Linked DNA regions of Homo sapiens: all the other regions are linked to region 3. Evidence: chromatin loops called from intact Hi-C (ENCODE). Cell type or tissue: adrenal gland. All regions are shown on one strand. Each heading gives the region's core, and the rest is flanking DNA. Links, peaks and the distances in the headings are about the cores only.

Region 1 (5,000 bases), core at 1-5,000, 100 kb before region 3:
GCCTCTGTGGCTTTGTTATTGTGAAATTTTAATCAAGAAGGGGCATAATACACGGGTAGTGGGGCAGCTTGAAGAGGAGGGGAAGCTGATTAACAGTGTAGCTGCTTCTCCATAGGGACCATTGTTGTGGAAGGCCATGAATTGCACGATGAAGACATCCGCCTCATGTACACCTTTGATCAGGCCACAGGTGGGACTGCGCAATTTGAAGCACACTCAGATGCTCAGGTATTTTTCTGTTTCCTAGAACATTTCTTTACCAAGAGATGAGAGCATAAGAGGAGAAAGTATTTGCCTGTGCCTTTCCTGATAATGTTGACAGCTTGTCTCAGGGTAAAATAAACCAGTTACTTGGTTTAGATTGGCTTTATTAAACTAATATATTATTATGCCCTTAACATATGCATTTGTTTAGTGAATACATAAGTAAGCATTTTGTGATTTCTACATGTCAGTCATTGTCCCAAGTGTGGGGTTGCACAAAAATGAACCCTTCAAGGAATGAGTCAGTCAAGGACACCTGAAATTAAGCCAGTTCTTAGTATTCTACCTGATAAGTTATCTGGTAGAAATAAGTACACAGAGGGCTCCTATCCAAAAATAGGTGTAGGGTGAAAAGTGGTCAGGGAACACTCTTTTCAAGAGAATATACAAACTGTTTTAGATTCCAGGATCAATATTTTTTGCCATATTGGAGAAGAGACTATCTCTTTGCAGTCCTGACCAGACATCCCCAGTCAGCATAGTTGTAAGATCTCGCATGTGGGTTTGGGGATATTGCAGGGGTCCCTCTGTGCTTAGCATACCATGTGCAGGGGAAGGTAGAGCAGCACCTCCATGAAAGGAAGGTCGACCTCCTCAGTCCTTTACCCAGGCGCTTAAGTTAGATGTGTACAGAACTCTACGTGGGAAGACAGTGGCAAGGAGTCGGAGGTATCGTAGCTGGGAAAGAAGGCAGGGAGGAGGTTTCTAAACACTGACAGTGGGCAGTTCTTCCTCATTACAGCAGATGTTAGGGGCCTGAAAAGTTGTCCACCTTACAAAAGTGTCATGTGATGCTTCTGAGTTTCTTGACATGGCTTACATGTTGTAGTGGCCCTGCACTGACTGGAATTTTGAGTTTATCATGCATTTCACTACCTCTGATGCCTTTATGAAGTGAGTCATTTCTTAACTTCTCTGTTTACTCAAAGGTAAATGAGATGATGCCTAATGTACAAGTCTTTTGTAGAGTATATTTTACTCTGCAACATGCTGTGTAACAGAAGCGATAGTGTCATTATTGCTACATCATAATCAGCAACCTTCAGAATAGATGAGATAGAAACATTAACCTTAGCAAAAATATGGCAGTTTAAGTCACAGAAAGTTTTGTGGTCCATTGTAGAATTTGTCTTGAGTCGTTCTGACAAACCTGAAGATCACAGGGGTCATGGTATAGGAAAGTCACTTGGAGTTGACTGCGCTGAGGCCGTTGATCCACTTGTTGTGGCCTGAAAAGCTGTGCTGCTCCAAGGGCTTCATGATTATTGATCTTACTTATTAGAAGAGTTGATATTACTTCTTAGATGGCCAAAAAGCAGAGTCATGTGAGGGACTCTGATAAGAGGTGGTCCCAGGGCATCTCCTGTGAGCAGCACCCTACAAAAAAACAAGAAACAAAAACCTGCACACCTTTCTCCAGAGACAGAGGACTAGCTGATTATGAAGAAGTACCTGAATGATAAACTAGATTAATTTTATTGCTTTTGCTCATTTGTGTGAAAAAATAGTGCTGCATTATAGACTCTCCAGATTTAAATAACATTTTGCTGAGTTGGGAAGAAGTGTTTCTCCTTATTTGATTGTCATGGTGTGCACTGTTCATTCCCACAGGCTTTGGTCCTCTTAGATGTCACTCCTGACCAGTCAATGGTAGATGAAGGAATGGCTCGGGAAGTCATCAATCGCATACAGAAACTTCGCAAAAAGGTTAGTTTGTCAGTTAAGAATAAGCTACTGTTTTGGCTTTTTGTTTGTTTTGGTTGTTTGGAGAAGATAGGAGAGGCAGGTAATATAAACCATAGTGATCAATGCATAACAATCACTAATCCATAGTCCATTTGGAATGTATTCTGCAGAAAAGTCACTCCTCTTCCTCTCCCCACGTGTTCACTCCCAAGTCGTAGCTTTCAGCCAGCCTGTGCCTTTTCCCATCCTTTTTTTTAGCTCCGTTGGGCTTCTACAGAATATCCCCTGTGACTGGAGCAGAAGGTAATCAGAGCTGATAGTGTCTTTGCAGAAGGGCAGAGGTGCAGTCAGCATAGACAGGCTTCTAGCTTAGGGGAGATTCCCGGATTTGGACAGAGTTGGGTAGTTTTTCCTTATTAGAGAGCTGAGGAATATGCAGGGAGCTCATCCTGGAGCGCAGAGGGGCTGCAAAGCCCCTGCTAGTGAGAGAATCAGGAATTTCTTGCCCTGTAGAGGGCAGTGACAGCTAACATACATCTTTCTTCCCAGACGGTTCAAGGTCTGAGGAGGCTGTTCCAGCAGATGAGTGGGTGCTTGTGACCTCTGAATCAGTTCAGAGCTTTGTAAGTGGGTTCTAAGTAATTTCTTGGTTTCAACATTCATGAGGTACTGATTGTTCTAGGAAAAGAAACATGCCCTATCCCCCAAAGAGTGGTGAAAAAGACACAAAGTTAATCATGTACTGAGTGCAGTTAGTCTTACGGATCACCCAGCAGGGAGGGAAGGGTGACTGCCCTTCTGTGATGATTCAGCATGGGATCTGTAGCCCTTGTTCAACAGTACCTTCCTTCAGTTCTGATTAATAGAATGTACTTCCCTTTTAAATTTTTCTGTGTGTGTTTTCAGTGCAATCTGGTTCCAACTGATGAAATCACAGTGTACTATAAAGCAAAGTCTGAAGGAACATATCTGAATAGTGTTATTGAAAGCCACACAGAGTTCATATTTACCACCATAAAGGCTCCCTTGAAACCATATCCAGTTTCTCCATCGGATAAAGTCCTTATTCAAGAAAAAACACAGGTGAGTCCTGAGTTCCACTGAACTACTACTAAAGGGTTTCAGATTAGGTTTGACTTTGTGTACTCACGTGTTGATATTCTGTCCCACAGTAGAGATCGGCACAGCACTCTGTCTTGAAGTATTGCTCTGGACAGTAGTGGGTAGAGTCAGAGAGTGGAAGCTCAGAAAAGATGGAGCAGGGAGGGAAGATGGAACTGTTTTCACAACAGTTCTCTTGAGGAAGGTAGCCAGGAGGGTACATGAGCTTTGCCCGGAAATAAAATGGCCTGTTTTTTCTAAAACTAGAAAAGGCAGTGTGTGGATTCTGGTAATTATCATTAAAAGTAAATAGCAATTGGCTTGAAAAACATTTAACTCTTCTGGTAGTGGGTTCTCCATAAAAGTACAGTACAAAAAAAGAAAGATTACAATAGCATTTCTGTTGTTACATCTAGGAATTTTAGATATACTTATGAAAGTATGATATTAAGGTAGGGAAGATATTGGCTTATAACTTAGAAGTAGATCATTTAGACTGGGCACAGTGGCTCACACCTGTAATCCCAGCACTTTGGGAGGCCAAGGCGAGCAGATCGCTTGAGGTCAAGAGTGCGAGACCAGCCTGGGCTGGTGAAACCCCATCTCTACTAAAAATACGAAAATTAGCTGGGCATGGTGGTACACGCCTGTAATCCCAGCTACTCGGGAGGCTGAGGCAGAAGAATCGCTTGAACACAGGAGGTGGAGGTTGCAGTGAGCCGAGATTGCATCACTGCACTCGATCCTGGGCGACAGAGCAAGACCCTGTCTCAAAAAAAAAAAGTTGATCATTTAAAATATACCTCAGTCACTTGCTTAATCATTTGCTCCGGTCTCATTCTATGAGACAAGTAGGACAAGACAAGGAGGGGCTGATGATGGCTGTTTATTTTTTCAGTGAGGCGAGTTGCAGTGTAGTTTCATTTTGTATTTTGCATATTGTGTAATTATTTGACTTTTTTTAAGTGAGCATATATTTTTAAGAAACCAGGATAAGAAGAGAAGAAAAATGGGATATAAATTGTAGCTTTTGATACTTTGAGTAATGAGATTGAATATGTTATCAATTGTGTACAGCTCTTGTTGTTACTGAGAAGTCACTGTGTTACACGATGGTGTGGCACATTGCAGTCAGGTGCCACAGTTACTCAGTCATACGTTCTCATGTGCTCAGTTGAAGGGATCTGAACTGGAAATTACACTCACCAGAGGATCTTCCCTTCCTGGTCCTGCTTGTGCATATGTCAATCTTAACATTTGTGCAAATGGCAGTGAACAAGGTAAGAGTAAATTCCATGATTTGTGTGACTTTTTTTTAGTTATACTTATGGATGTGAAAAAACAACCAAAAAAACTTATGGATGTTTTTAAGAGAATTGGAATAATTATTTAATCATGTTTAATAGATAACTTTTTCTTCTTGTCATCAAAATGAATTCACTAGGCGAGATGCAGTGGATCATTCCTGAAATCTACCACTTTTGGAAGCCAAGGTGAGAGGATTGCTTGAGGCCAAGAGTTCAAGACTAACCTTGCCAACATAATAAGATCCTGCCTCAATTAAAAAAAAAAAAAGGGCCAGGCATGGTAGCTCACACCTGTAATCCCAGCACTTTGGAAGGCGGAGGCTGGTGGATTACTTGAGGTCAGGAGTTCAAGACCTGATAAACATGGTGAAACCCTGTCTCTACTAAAAATACCAAAATTAGCCAGGCATGGTGGCAGGTACCTATAATCCCAGCTACTCAGGAGGCTGAGGCATGAGAATTTCTTGAACCCGGGAGGTGGAGGTTGCAGTGAGCTGAGATTGCACCATTGCACTCCAGCCTGGGTGACAAAGCAAGACTGTCTCACCAAAAAAAAAAAGAAAAGAAAAATGAATCCACTAAAGTAAATGATTGGACTTATGCTTGTGGAAGCATGAAGCAGATACAGTTTTCCCTATTCCT
Region 2 (5,000 bases), core at 1-5,000, 300 kb before region 3:
TATTGATGTTTGATATATGTATAGAAAAGTACATAGATGATAAATATGTAGCTTGATTAATTTTAACACTGTAGTTACATACCATGTAAGTAACATCCAAAAGTATGACTAATAAAATACAAAAATTCATGCACTTGTTTTTTATTAACGTTTTCTTAAACATACAGATAGCTCACATTTATTTCAATGTTTAATATTAGAAGTGTTTTGGGTCTTCATTACGAAGTTCGGTGATGATTCTATAACCAGAAATATGCCACAGGAACTTAACACTTGTTTGATAACAATTAGCCTATGGTAAAATTGGTTTCATTATATGTCATTTCACTTAAAGTCGCAGTTTCAAAGAACCCATTGACGATGTTAAGTGAGGACTTACTGAACAATAGTCTCGGTTTTACCTTGGGGGATATGTTTCAAGACATCCCCTGTAGATGCCTGAAACCACAGCAAGTACAAAACCTGATTGTTGTCAGTCAAAACACATTTCTGTTCACGTCTTCCACTCACAGATTTAATGCCTTTTCCCTCTTAACTAAATACTTATAATGCATTAATTGTGGTCATAACTTTCGCAGTTTGAGGTGCAACAGGAAACTAAACTAGTTTCTTTTTCCTTCTTCACAATTTTACAGATAGGAGATTTGGTCTTACTACAGATGTTAGCACTCTTACCATACCATTCTTTTTCTTTCCTTATTAAGTTGAGAACTTTTACTAAGGGAAAAGTTTTCACTTAAGGGAAGCACTTTATAGATCAAGCTTGTCCAACCCACAGCCATGGCCCACTGTAGCCCAGGATGGCTTTGAATGTGGCCCAACACAAATTCGTAAGCTTTCTTAAAACATGATGAGTTTTCTTGTGATTTATTTATTTATTTATTTATTTATTTATTTATTTATTTTAACTCATCAGCTATCACTAGTGTTAGTGTGTTTTATGTGTGGCCCATGACAATTCTTTTTCTTCCAATGTGGCCCAGGGAAGCCAAAAGACTAGGCACCCCGTTATAGATTCTCTTTGACATAAGGTTTACTACAACGTAAGTGCTGGGATACCATGACAGGTGATCTGATAACCCTAAGTGACTAATGGGAGGTGAGTGTATATAGTGTGGATATGTTGCACACAGGGATGATTCATGTCCTGGACTAGACAGAGCTGGACAGCACAGGACTTCGTCAGGCTACTCAAAATAGCATGTAATTTGAAACATGAATTATTTCTTTCTGGAATTTTCCATTTAATATTTTTGGACCATGGTTGACCATGGGTAACTCAAATGGGGGAAAGCAAAACTGTGGATAAGGGGAGGCCACTGTAAATATTAACTTGAATAAACATAAGTAACAGAAATTCTGGTTCCTAGGTCTCTATATTCACCACTCTTATCCATACTTAGAATCATTTCACTACTTTGAAGATCAAAGAGTTCCTTTCACCCAAATGGTACTTGTAGTAATATTACATAATTCTACAGAAAATATAGAGGGGATCAGACCAATAAGACTCAAGAGCATTCCAAGAATTTTAACATGGGATTGAGAAAGAGGACTAGATATAAAGCGATATCCCATAAAATAATAGGAAGACAAAGAGAAGGTGGCATAGAAAGACAAAGGAGCCACACAAGTTTAGATGTGGAGCAGCCTCATTGAAACCTCTTCATTTTAAGATTATAAAACTGATTCTCCAGAGAGACAGGTGACTTAAGACCACCAACTCATGAAAAGCTGTGGCCAGGGCCTCCCATGCTGGTCAGCCACTGTGACTCTATAGCTAGTGGGGGCTGGGGAGGATTCTACAATCTCTGTTTATTTGGAAACACAGAATAGCTTATCACTTATTTCCCACATATTTTAAAAATATATATATTTTAAATTATTTTTTCCAAAAATAAGCCCATTAAATTTACTGAAAAAAATTACCTAATTTTCACCATGGGAGGGCAGTCTTATTCTAATAAGCTATGGAAGTCTGAAAATAAAGACAAGAAAGCCAGGTCTACTTTAAAATAGTCTTAAGCCACTATTATTATATTTTTAAAATTTAGCCAATAACTTCTAACTAGAAGCAAAAATAATAACACACGATCTAATAAAAATACTTGGGAAAACAAAAAGATGAAATACTTGAAAACGGACAAACAGAATTGTGCTTCATATGCAAAAAAATCTAAGTCACTTCCCCATACTGGAAAATCTTAATAAGAACAAAAGAACAGCACCAAGCATTTACTAAGGCCATACCACGTAGCAATAACAAATGAAGCAGTTTATTGATTGACCGATTGATTGACTGAGATGGAGTCTCGCTCTGTCACACAGGCTGGAGTGCAGTAATGCAACCTCAGCTTTGCAACCTCTGCCTCCCAGGTTCAGGAGATTCTCCTGCCTCAGCCTCCCAAGCAGCTGGGATTACAGGCACATGCCACCATGCCTGGTTAATTTTTGTATTTTTAGTAGTGACGGGGTTTCACCATGTTGGCCAGGCTGGCCTCGAACTCCTGACCTCAAGTGATCCACCTGCCTTGGCCTCCCAAAGTGCTGGGATTCCAGGCAAGAACCACCACACCCAGTCAAAAATGAAGCAGTTTAAATGCAATGTTTAAATACTAAGCACTCAATCATTATGAAATCTTAATAATGGTAGATGTAGACACACCAATCTCAAAAATTATATGAAAATGCAAAGGACTTACAACAGTGAAAACAATTTGGAAAAAGAACAACAAAGTTAGAGGATGTATACTCTCCAATGGCAGAACTTACTGTAAAACTACCCTAATAAGGAGGGCATGACACTGGTATAAGGCAGACACATAGAGCAATAGAACAGAACTGAGGATCAGAAACAAACCTGCACATTTATGGTTAACTAATTTTTGACAATGGAGAAATAACTGTCCTTTCAACAAATGGTGCTGAGACAATTGGATATTCACATGCAAAAAAGTGAACTTAGATCCTAACCTCACACCACACACAAAAATTAAATCAAAACAGATCATAGACCTAAATATAAGAGATAAAACTTATAAAACTTCTGGAAGAAACAGGAAAAAATATTTAAGACCTGAGGCAAAGAGTTCTTAGACTTGACACCAAAAGCATGAAAAATAAAAGATAAAAAATCATAAATTGGTCCCAGTGCAGTGGCTGACATCTGTAATCCCAGCACTATGGGTAGCTGAGGTGGGAGGATCACTTGAGCCTAGGAGTTCAAGACCAGCCTGGGCAACACAGGGAGACCTCATCTCTACAAACAATAAAAAAATTAGCCAGGTGTGGAGGCACATGCCTGTGGTCTCAGCTACTCGAGATGCTGAGGAGGGAGGATCACTGGAGGCTGAGGTGGGAGGATCACTGGAGGCTGAGGTGGGAGGATCACTTGAGCCTGGAAGGTTAAAGTTGCAGTAAGTTGTGATTGAGCCACTGCACTCCAGCCTGGGCAACAGAGTGAGACAGTGTCTCCAAAAAATAACTTATAAATTGGACTTTACAAAATTAATATTTATGTGCCAAAAGGCTATTAAGAAGATGAAAAGCCTAGGCACAATGGCTCATGCCTGTAATCCCAACACTTTGGGAAGCAGAGTGGATCGCTTAAGCCCAGGAATTCAAGATCAGCTTGGGCAACATGGCGAAACCCTGTCTCTACAAAAAATACAAAAATTAGCTGGGTGTGTTGGCATATGCCTGTGGTCTCAGCTACTCGGGAAGCTGAGGTGGGAGGATTACTTGAGCCCAGGAGGCAGAAGCTTCAGTGAACCAAGAACCTACTACTGCACTCCAGCCTGGGCAACATAGCGAGACTCTGTCCAAAAAAAAAAAACAAAACAAAAAAAAAGACAAAAGAAAAAGACTAATCATACACTAGAAGAAAAATATTACAAGCTATATATTTGATAAAGGACTTATATCCAGAATATACAAAGAACCCTTACAATGTGTAATAAGACAAAAACCCAATTAAAAAAAGGCAAATTGATATACAGTTTTAATGTAATTCCTACCAAAATCCCAGCAAGATTTATTTATTTATTTTTGAGACAGAGTTTCGCTCTTGTTGCCCAGGCTGGATTGCAATGGTGTGAGCTCTGCTCACTGCAACCTCCGACCCCTGGGTTTGAGCGATTCTCCTGCCACAGCCTCCTAAGTAGCTGGGATTACAGGCACCTGCCACCATGCCCGGCTAATTTTTTTGTATTTTTAGCAGAGATGGGGTTTCATCATGTTGGCCAGGCTGGTCTCAAACTCCTGTCCTCAAGTGATCTGCCCGCCTTGGCCTCCCAAAGTGCTGGGATTACAAGTGTGAGCCACCACACCCAGCAGATTTCTTACAGATACAGACAAGATCATTCTAAAATTTATGTAGAAAGGCAAAGGAACTAGAATAGCCAAAACAATTCTGAAAAAAGAATATAGTGAGAAAAGTCATTCTACTTGATTTCAAGACTTACAATATAACTATAGTAATCAAGACTAGGTGGTGTTGTCAGGAAGACAGACGTATAAATAAATAGAACTGAAAAAGAAAAGCCAGAAATAGCATTAAGTGCAGACAATTGATTTTTGACATAGGCACCAAAGCAATTACTGAAGGAAAGACAGTCTTTTAAACAAATGAATTGAGTAATTGAATAGCCATAAGCAAAAAAAACCTTTCAAACCCTATATAAAAATTAACTCGAAATGAATCATAAAAGTAAAATGTCAAGCTATACTTTTAGAAAATAACATAGATGAAGATCTTTGAGAGCTAGGACTTTGTAAAGAGTTCTTAGATATGACACCAAAAGCATGATCTACAAAAGAAAAAAGAATCAATAAACTGGACTTCACCAAAATTTAAAACTTTTGCTCTGTGAAAGATGCTGATAAGAAGATGAAAAGGCATGCAATAGAATGGAGAAAATCTTTGCAAACTACATATCCTACAAAGGTACTCCTTGTTCTAGTATCTAGAACTGATAAAACTCAAGAGCAAATAAAAAATT
Region 3 (8,073 bases), core at 1,427-6,426:
CCCCAAGACTTCCCCACCCTGGCTCTTCTCCATGCCAGCCCTCAACCCCACCTTCAGGTGCCTTTGTGGTAGAGCTGTTCTCCAGAGAGGGCAAAGAAAGAAAATTCCTCCTCTGAGACACCCTCAGGACAACTGTAGATATCCCTCATGCACCATCCTGATGGGACCCCTCCCCAGCCCAGGGCAGGGAACACGGTCCTCTGCTACCTCCTTCCAATATTCCAGACCCCACTGCTAAATTCCCCACATTGCCTCAGGACCCATCGTACTCTTTCTAGCTCCCACTCCCTCTCTTCTCTCCGCCATTCTCAGAAGCATCCCCTGAGTCTTGAGAGAGAGGGGGGCTTTCTCAATCCCCAGGAAGACACAGACCAGCTCAGAAAACCCCACCTCCACTGAACCCAAATGCAGACTTCACAGCTCCCAGGGAATTGTGACAAGTTAGTGGGAAAATCTTCTGCCAGCATGGATGGTAGGATGCTTGAATTCCAAAGGTGACAGTGTACCTCCTACCCCAGGTCCTTCTAGAAAAAGGATCATTAATCAGTCTAGGAAGACTTAACACTGGGAAAGGAAGCTCTGGAAGGCCTTATCTCCCCTGCCCCTTCAACCCAGGCAAGGGACCTTCCTTCAGCTCACCCAGAGAAAGGCTCCACAGAAGTCATATCTAAACTCTTTAGCCACAGGACCCTGTCTTCCAATGAACCAATGTCACATACTCCCAGGATAGAAAACTGCTGAAAGCAGGGCTGGCCTGGGTGTGGGCTGGGGCCGGAGCCTGCCCTGCTTTGCCAGATGCTGAGCACCCAGCCTCTGTGCAGTTGGTAGCTTTATTCCCATGACTGCCTCCGCCGTCACCTGCTGCACTGTGAAGGATTCCATTTGTCCTTCTAGAAGATGGGCATTATTTTTCTCTTCTCACTCCCTTACCTGGCCCACAGCCTGTGCCTTTTGGAGTGGAGGAGGACATCCCAACCTAGGGACAGGGACATTTGGAGAGGAGCCCCATGAAGAGTTGCCATCTGGGACCCTCTGCCTCCCACCAGGACACTGCCAACACTGAGCATCCTTTTAGTTCCACAAATTCTTGCTAGGCCCCTATAAAGATTCGCCCAGCGTCCTCTTCCTCTAAGCTCCCACGTGCTAGAACTCCCACATGCTAGAAGCCATGAGGGGTCTCTCTCAGGCCAGAAGGAGCTCTGGGATCCTAGCCCTCAGCAGAAGGCCCCAGGCTTTCCCACCTGCTCCCAGCTCCTCTGAGGAAGTTGATGGAGCCTGCAGAGCTGGGCTGGAGGAGGTCTCCTTTCCCCAGAGCGGGGCTGGGGGTGCGGGTAGGTGGCCTGGAATGTGCTCTCTCACCCTCCTCCTGCCCATGTGGTAAGCAGCGAGAGCCCCCAGCCCTCCAGCTCTGAGGGGAAGCTCCTGTGAGCCAGACGGACAGGACAGCTGCCCCCAATAGGGTCCCCTTCACGGGCCATCTCACCCCAACTCAGACGCTAAAAATGGTTCTCCGCTTTTCAGCCTCCGCGCCTGCCCACAAATTAGTGTCTCCAACACAGCCTCTTGGGACATGACTTTAGGGAGGCCCCTGGGGGAGCCGGGAGGCCCCAGTAAAGGGAGATGGTGCTGGCAGAGTCCCTTTCTGAGGAGACAAGAGTGGATAAGGCCCCCCTCCCAGCTTCTGGGACCCCCCCCCCAAAGAAGGCCACCCAGCCTCAGTGTGACAGCCCTGTTGTCCTCACCATGGCAGAAGAACAGACATTATTTCCACCCCACTGGGGCACGCTCCCCTCACCTCCACCTCCAGTTCTGTCAGCTTTACCCTCAGCCACCATCCTGGGCACTGCTCTGCTGGAAGAGAATGCAGCAACAGGAGATGGGGGAGCCAGCCCCGCGCCCTCCCGCTTAGGGTCCAGAACCCACCTTGCCAAACCTGGGCTCCCGCAGTCAGCCCACAAGCACGGAGGCCAATGGGGAAGCCAAGTCAGGGAAGCCTGGTCTCCCTGCTCGCCTGATATTTAGTCTCAGACTCTTCTCCCCTCCCCAGTCCCGCAACGGTCAACTTGGAAGGGGGTGAACCCTCTCCGGGATGCCCACGCCCCAGGGCACCAAGCAAGCAGGTGTCCTGCTGAGGCCAGGACTGGGTGCAAGCCAGCAGCCCGCAGTACCAGGTGGAGACAGGCGGGCAGTACTCACAGGTAAGCCGTCAGGGGATCCAGGTCCCCCGGTATGGCGGACAGCCCAAGCTCAAGAGCAGTCGGCAGACAGCATGATGCCGTCCTCCTGGCAGTGGCAGGGGGCCGGGCAGGCGGTAGGCCCCGGGCCGGGCTGGGGGGCGCAGCCGGCGCTCGGGGAGGCGCACACAGCGGCGCGAAGTCACAGCGCCCGGAGCCTGGGCGGGTTGGGCATCTCGGCGGCCGGGCTGCTGGGTCACCTGGCGGCCAGGCGCGCAGACGCACGGGCGCGGTGTCCGCAGCTGCTTTCTCCCGGTCCCGGCGGGCTGCGCCGTCGGTGGGGACCGCCCCGGGGGCTCTACTGGGCGTCGGCGGCGGGGCGGTGCAGTCAGAGAGGAGCAGGCATTGTTGAGTGATCTTCGTTATTCAGTTTCACAGGCTGGGCTTGGCAAGGGAGGGAGACCCAGCCGGAGGAGGAGTCAAGGAAACTTTCTACGCTGCGGCTAGCTCCCTTCCCTCCTTCCTTCGGAGCTGGCAGGAATTTCATTCAGGAAAGATAAAAAAAGGAAAAAAGCAAAGAAACCCAAGCGAGCAAAGCTCAGCCCGTCAGAGACCTGCACTTGTTTAGAAAGGGTGTCCCAGGGCCTTGGCTGCAGGGCTGGGGACCCTCTTGCCTTTGGGGATAGCCACGGGGTCACATGGGACCCAGAGGAGATCTCTGAAAGAGGCCTTGGGGCTCTCATAGCCCCTCATGCCTTCACCACGTTTCACACTGGAGGAAACAGAGACCCAAGAGGAGAAATGATTTGTTCAAGGTGACACAGCTGATAGGGCATCCCCAGAGCTGGAACTCGTCAGCCCTCCTCGGCCTTATCCTAGGACAAGAGAGAGGGGAGTGAGGGGCTACCCTGGAAGAGGCCAGGCTGCGGAGGGTTCCACTGCAAGCTGGGATGACCCGGCAGTGGGCAACCAGGAGCAGTCTCCTCCCTGAGAGGTCGCGCCTTGACTCCAAAGAAACGGGTGTGGAGTTCCACTCGCTGAGTGCACCCTGGGTGGAAATGCACTCCTGCAGCCTCTGTCAGGTTTACTGTCAGGTTTACGGGGACCACCTTGATCCCTGCTCCCAGGACCTCGGCAGGCTGAGGGACTGCGTGCAGCTCAGCTGCTTGTCAAGAGGCCACCTCAAAGTAAGCAGATTGGCGCCACCTGGAGGCCGGGTGCTGCACCTGCAGCTCGGCCACCCTGAGGCTGGAATCCCACCAACTGGCTGACCTGGCCGGCCCCAGAGCCCTGGTGAGCAAAGGGCACGGTGGTTAAAACTGAGGCCAATCCCTGTTCTCTCCTTAGACCATAGTGAGCTGGCTGTGCTTCCTTCACGCAGCCTCTTGCTGTCTCTGGTCTCTCCCATGCTGAGCCAAGCCCCAGTGCAGAGCTAGAGCAGGCTGTGGGCACCCCTCCTTCCTTTTTTGCCCTGTCTCCCCATGGTCCAGCCAGAGGGTATACCAGAAACCTGGGACCTCAGAGGCATCCAGGATTTCTTCCACCCTGTCCTTCCACATGCCAGAATCCTCTCATCAACACCTCTCCACTCTCCGATAACCTCCCAGGGCTAGAGGGGCTGCATAGCCGGACCAAGAAATGAGCAGACCCTGACCCTAGGCCTCCCGTTGGTGCCATGGCGCTGAAAGTAGAAGATGAGCCTCCTAAGAAGGCTAGAGGATGGGCCTACATGACCAGAAAGACTCACAGATAGAGCCACCTTTGCCCTATGGCAGAAAGCTACCACAGGCCAGCCTGCACTTCCTTCACTCAACCATAGCCTTGGCTCCATCTCATTTGCAGCTCCTGCTGCTCCAATGTGAGATTTTCCCAGAGTGGAAAAGCCATGGTTGAGCCCTGTTGCAACCTCAGCAGCAGCTGCTTGAGACAGACTTGGGCAGCTCAGAGCAGAGCCTCCAGCCTGCTTTTGTGAGGGTCATTAGGGGGCCCACCCTCAGCTCCTGATAAACATGGCATATGGAGGACACCGGCATTTAGTCCTCCTGGGAGGGCACCAGTGCTTTAGTCTCGTTCTGGGAAAGCTCCCGGCTGAGCAGCCAGCACGACCTCTGTACCCTTCTTCAACCAGGCCTGAGAAGGACCCTCCTGACTTCTGACCCGTTGCACCTTAGTAGGAACTCAGGTTGGCCAAAGAGCTCTCCCCGCTTCCCCTTGGGGAGACCCGACTCCATTTCAGGGACTCTTGCTCTGATCTTTCCAGGCTTTCTCTGTGTCCTCCCAGGGCCTTCCACCAGGGGCAGTTAGTGTCCAGCATCAGGCACTGCACCTGGAAACTCCCAGCCTGACCAGGGAAGCAGGCAGGAGCTCATGTGGCCACCAGCAATCATGCACATGGTATGCAGTGCAGTCCTACAGTGTGTGGGACAGACAGCTGCCTCCCCACCCTCTTTTCTGGTCTCTGCTGCTCCTCCTGGTTTTTCCTTTCTCCATATGCCTTCCCTGCTTTCTCCCCCACCTCTTATGTAGAGGGGAGGAAGAAGGAGACAGAGAAGGAGCAGGGAAAACTTGGCACCTCCGCCTGAGGGGTGCCTCCAGCACCTGCCTTCCGAGTAACAGGGTAGCTCTGGCACCTCCATCCTGGTGGGGGCTGAGGGTGGCCCCTGGGGGCTCTGGCAGGTAGAGAAGGCTGGGGATGGCAGGAGAAGGGAAGTGGGAAACAGGATAAACCCTACTGCATACAGCATGGTGCGTACAGGGTGATGAGGCAGAGGACAAACAATTTGGAGCTGTGATTCTGAATCCAGGGCTTAGCACCACAGGAAACTAGACGTGGAGAGACCAAAGTCTGAGGAAATTTAGAAACTGGAGGATTAGCAGGGAGAGGATTGCTTCAGGGGAAAAACCAACAGCATAGGGGCCATAGGTCACCAAGTTCAACCAGACTCCAGGTCCTAGCTTCCATCCCGGCTCCATGTTTGCCCACGAGACCCACACGCTGGGCCCAGGCCTGAGGATGGACAGACAGAACACACTGAGCTTCAGGCTTGGCCACAGGTCTTTATTCCAAGACCCTGTACCTTCCCAGCACAGGGCCCAGTGGAGGCCGCCCTTCCAGGGAGCCCAGGCCCACGTGGATGTGTCAGGAATGCTGTCCCCATCCCACAGGGCACAAACCTCTCCTGCACCGTGACCAGTGCTGACTCAGGGCAGCCCGTCTGCCAGCGCGCTGTTCAGACAGTTGTAGAGGTAGACATACTGCTTCTGGAGATGGACATAGGGTTAGGAGGCTCGCCCCGCCTGCCCCAATCTAACAGAAAAAGGCTCCCTTGTGTCCCCCAACCCCTAGGGCTCCATCTGGGAGAACGCACAGCGGTCCACAGCGCCACCTGGTGGCTACCCGGGTGGTGCTGCCTAGAGGCCTGGGCAGAAGCTCCCTCATCCCCCCGCCCCTTCCCACAGCTGAGCCCCCACGCCAGCCCGGTCGCCCCTGGTCGCCTCTCACCAGTGTTGGGGTCATAAGGCCACAGGCCTGAGACTGCTGCAGGGCCACGTTAAAGATATCCACGGTGCACTCAGACCCTGCCTGCTGCAGCAGCTGCTCCATGGCCAGGAAGGTGCCCAGCTGGGTTGCACCCTTGCTGCAACTGACCTAGAGGTGGATGAGGTACCTAAAGGGGGTGTGGCGGGGGTGTCCACGGATGTGGGAAAACCCAACCTGGGCGCAGGGACTGAGAAGGGACACCGGACACTTGGTCAGCCGGCCAGCCTGGACCTAGGGAGGGAGGCGGTAAATTCCCACCATATTCCTGAGGACAGGGTAGGGTGTGGAGAAGACAGGGGCATTGTGAGACTGTGTCCTTTTGACCCATAACCCAAGCAGAGCCCAGGGAGATCTGAGGCTATGCCAGAAGGGCAGGGAGGGGCTTCCAGTGTCCGCTCCCCCAAGACCATTGTCCACTCCCCCAAGACCATTGTCCAACAACACTTGGAGTGGCTGAGCAGTGTGCCCGGCTTCTTGTTGTTGCCCCGAGAGCAGCACTGGCCCACAGCAGCCAGGAAGGGCAGCAGGGTGGTGGCGGGCAGCTCATGCCCAGGCTCCAGGTATGGAAATTGCAGTCTCTGCACCTCCCTTTCCTTCCTGCTCTCCCCCTGTGGCAAAGACATGATCAGCATTGGTGCTGGAGAGGGCAGAGGAAGCCCACACAGGACTCTTCCCCATGCACCACCCCATGCCCTGTGGCCCCAGCACCTACATGTGTGACCCTGAGGAGGGTACAGAACCAGCCTGCTGTGCTGCTCTCAGCCACCCAGTGCACCGTCACCATGTCTGTGACTACGGGCTGCATCTCCGTTGGCCAGAATTCCTATGGCTGGGACCAAGTTAGGGCTGCTCAGGCAACTTCCTGAGATCTCTGCCCCTGCCCTGGTCACAGACAGCACCACAAACTACCCGCCTCCATCCTCACCCCTAACTCCTGAGCCTCCCTTCCTCTGTCCTCTGCTCTGTCACCTTCTCCATGACATTGGGTGGGCAAAGAGAGACAAGCACATGAGCCCTGTGCTGCCACACCAGCTCCCAGAGCTCCTTTGGCCCTGCGGGGCCAGTCAGCACCGTATGATCACGGCCAGAGGGCCCACCCTGCAGAGCACAGATCATTGGCTTCCAGAGACTGAAGGTGCCCCCTGCCCAGTCCACAACTCTGGGAGCCCCCAGCAGCCCCAGCCCGGGAAGTACAGGTGGTCAGAGAGGGCAGGAAACAGTGGCAAAACCAGCATCATCTCACAGGGAAGAGCCAGGCTTCGGGCATGTCGTCAGGGGGGCTCTCCTCCACCGGAGAAAACTGCCCCTGAGAACGGTCATCTGAGGGAAGACAGTGAGGGTGAAGCTGCCAGAGGTCCCCAGCCCACGCTGGCCCCCTGCCCCTCCACAGGGTCCACAGTGAGACTCACAGGAGACGGGGCTGTCCTGCTCATAGCCAGGCGGGGGTGCGGAAAAGCCAGCCTCGTCCTTGATGGCCTACAGCAAGAGCTGGGAAGGAGATGGGTGCCCTGAGGCTGGGAGGTCTCACTGCAGGGTTGGCTCAGCAGCGGAAGGCTGCCCTTGGCTGTCACCCACTTCCCGGCCTGAAGTGTACCTCGTACTCCTTCAAGAAGCCAGCATTGGCACTGGCTGCCCTCTTGGCACACGCCTGCGGGAGGTCCGTCACAGAGATGGGCCAAGACCTGGTGGGGGGGTTGGAGAGGGAGAAGGCACTCAAGGTTCCCCAGCTCCCCGTTCTAGTCCGCTCAGCTCTGCCCACGAACAGGAGCAGGGAGCCTGCCTGTGGGAGGCACAGGGAAGCTGGGACTTACTCAGAGATGTTGAAGGGTCCTTCCAGAATCTTGTTCAGTAGGCAGCTGTGCAGGAAGACGTACTGGCTCTGCCAGGGGAAAAGGCATCAGGCTGCTCAGCGAGGAGCGAGGGGGGCCTGCAGGGAGATTTTTCAGGCCCTGACCAGCAAGGCAGGGATCAGGTAGGAGGGCAGAGGGAGCCACTGAGAAACCTTCCCTCCACCGTCCCATGGTGTCAAAGCTGACAGGATCCTGTCCCACCTCCCCTTTCACAGAATAGAAAGCACAGCCCAGGTAGGATGGTGATGTGTCTGAAACCCTCTCCCCAAGGTCTTCTGTGTGCCCCATGAGCTCTCTTTCCTGGTCCCTCCTGTAGCCCTGTGGCCACCCACCTCCCTCCCACTCCTTCAGGGTCCCAGCTGCCCAGCCCAGCCTGCAGGGCCCTCACCAGGGTCTGGATCATGAGGGGCTGGTGCATCCGGAGTGCATACACAGCATGGAACACGTCTACCATCTGCTCCTCCTCCAGCTGCTGCAGCAGCCTCGACAGGGCCACGAAGGTGCCTGT

What was found. Hi-C counts contacts between places; a loop is a spot of excess contacts. Peaks named below come from ENCODE experiments on the same cell type or tissue, not always from the same donor. Only the 100,000 strongest peaks of a DNase experiment are listed, where the experiment ranks them.
Region 1: it touches region 3 in a loop (8-fold over the local background); 68 of 110 quality-filtered maps call a loop at or near these places.
Region 2: a loop joins it to region 3, with 3 times the contacts of the local background. A loop is called at or near these places in 31 of 110 quality-filtered maps.

The regions. Positions count from the first base shown.
Region 1 is chr9:92,240,187-92,245,186 of GRCh38, reverse strand. IARS1 (isoleucyl-tRNA synthetase 1) reads left to right here. Exons shown (of 34, transcript NM_002161.6): 27 at 116-228; 28 at 1,876-1,971; 29 at 2,857-3,033; 30 at 4,226-4,331. Among named protein-coding and RNA genes, the nearest start is that of MIR3651, 50 kb to the left of the region's middle. In adrenal gland, for the core only: CTCF peaks have their summits at 2,248 and 2,463 (motif pointing right); a DNase peak (open chromatin) is centred at 2,279; H3K27ac peaks cover 1,464 bases.
Region 2 is chr9:92,436,252-92,441,251 of GRCh38, reverse strand. All of the region lies in intron 5 of CENPP (centromere protein P), which reads right to left. Among named protein-coding and RNA genes, the nearest start is that of OMD, 14 kb to the right of the region's middle. In adrenal gland, for the core only: a CTCF peak has its summit at 1,919; no DNase peak of the experiment used is centred there.
Region 3 is chr9:92,135,774-92,143,846 of GRCh38, reverse strand. It overlaps LINC00475 (long intergenic non-protein coding RNA 475), which reads right to left and starts at 2,380. Exons shown (of 4, transcript NR_027341.1): 1 at 2,197-2,380. It also overlaps the pseudogene LOC100128076. RefSeq lists enhancers at 1,516-2,094, 2,095-2,674, 3,254-3,833 and a silencer at 2,351-2,530. In adrenal gland, for the core only: CTCF peaks have their summits at 3,164, 3,363 (motif pointing left), 5,348 and 5,555 (motif pointing left); DNase peaks (open chromatin) are centred at 2,276, 3,376, 4,373 and 5,556; H3K4me3 peaks cover 1,411 bases; H3K27ac peaks cover 569 bases.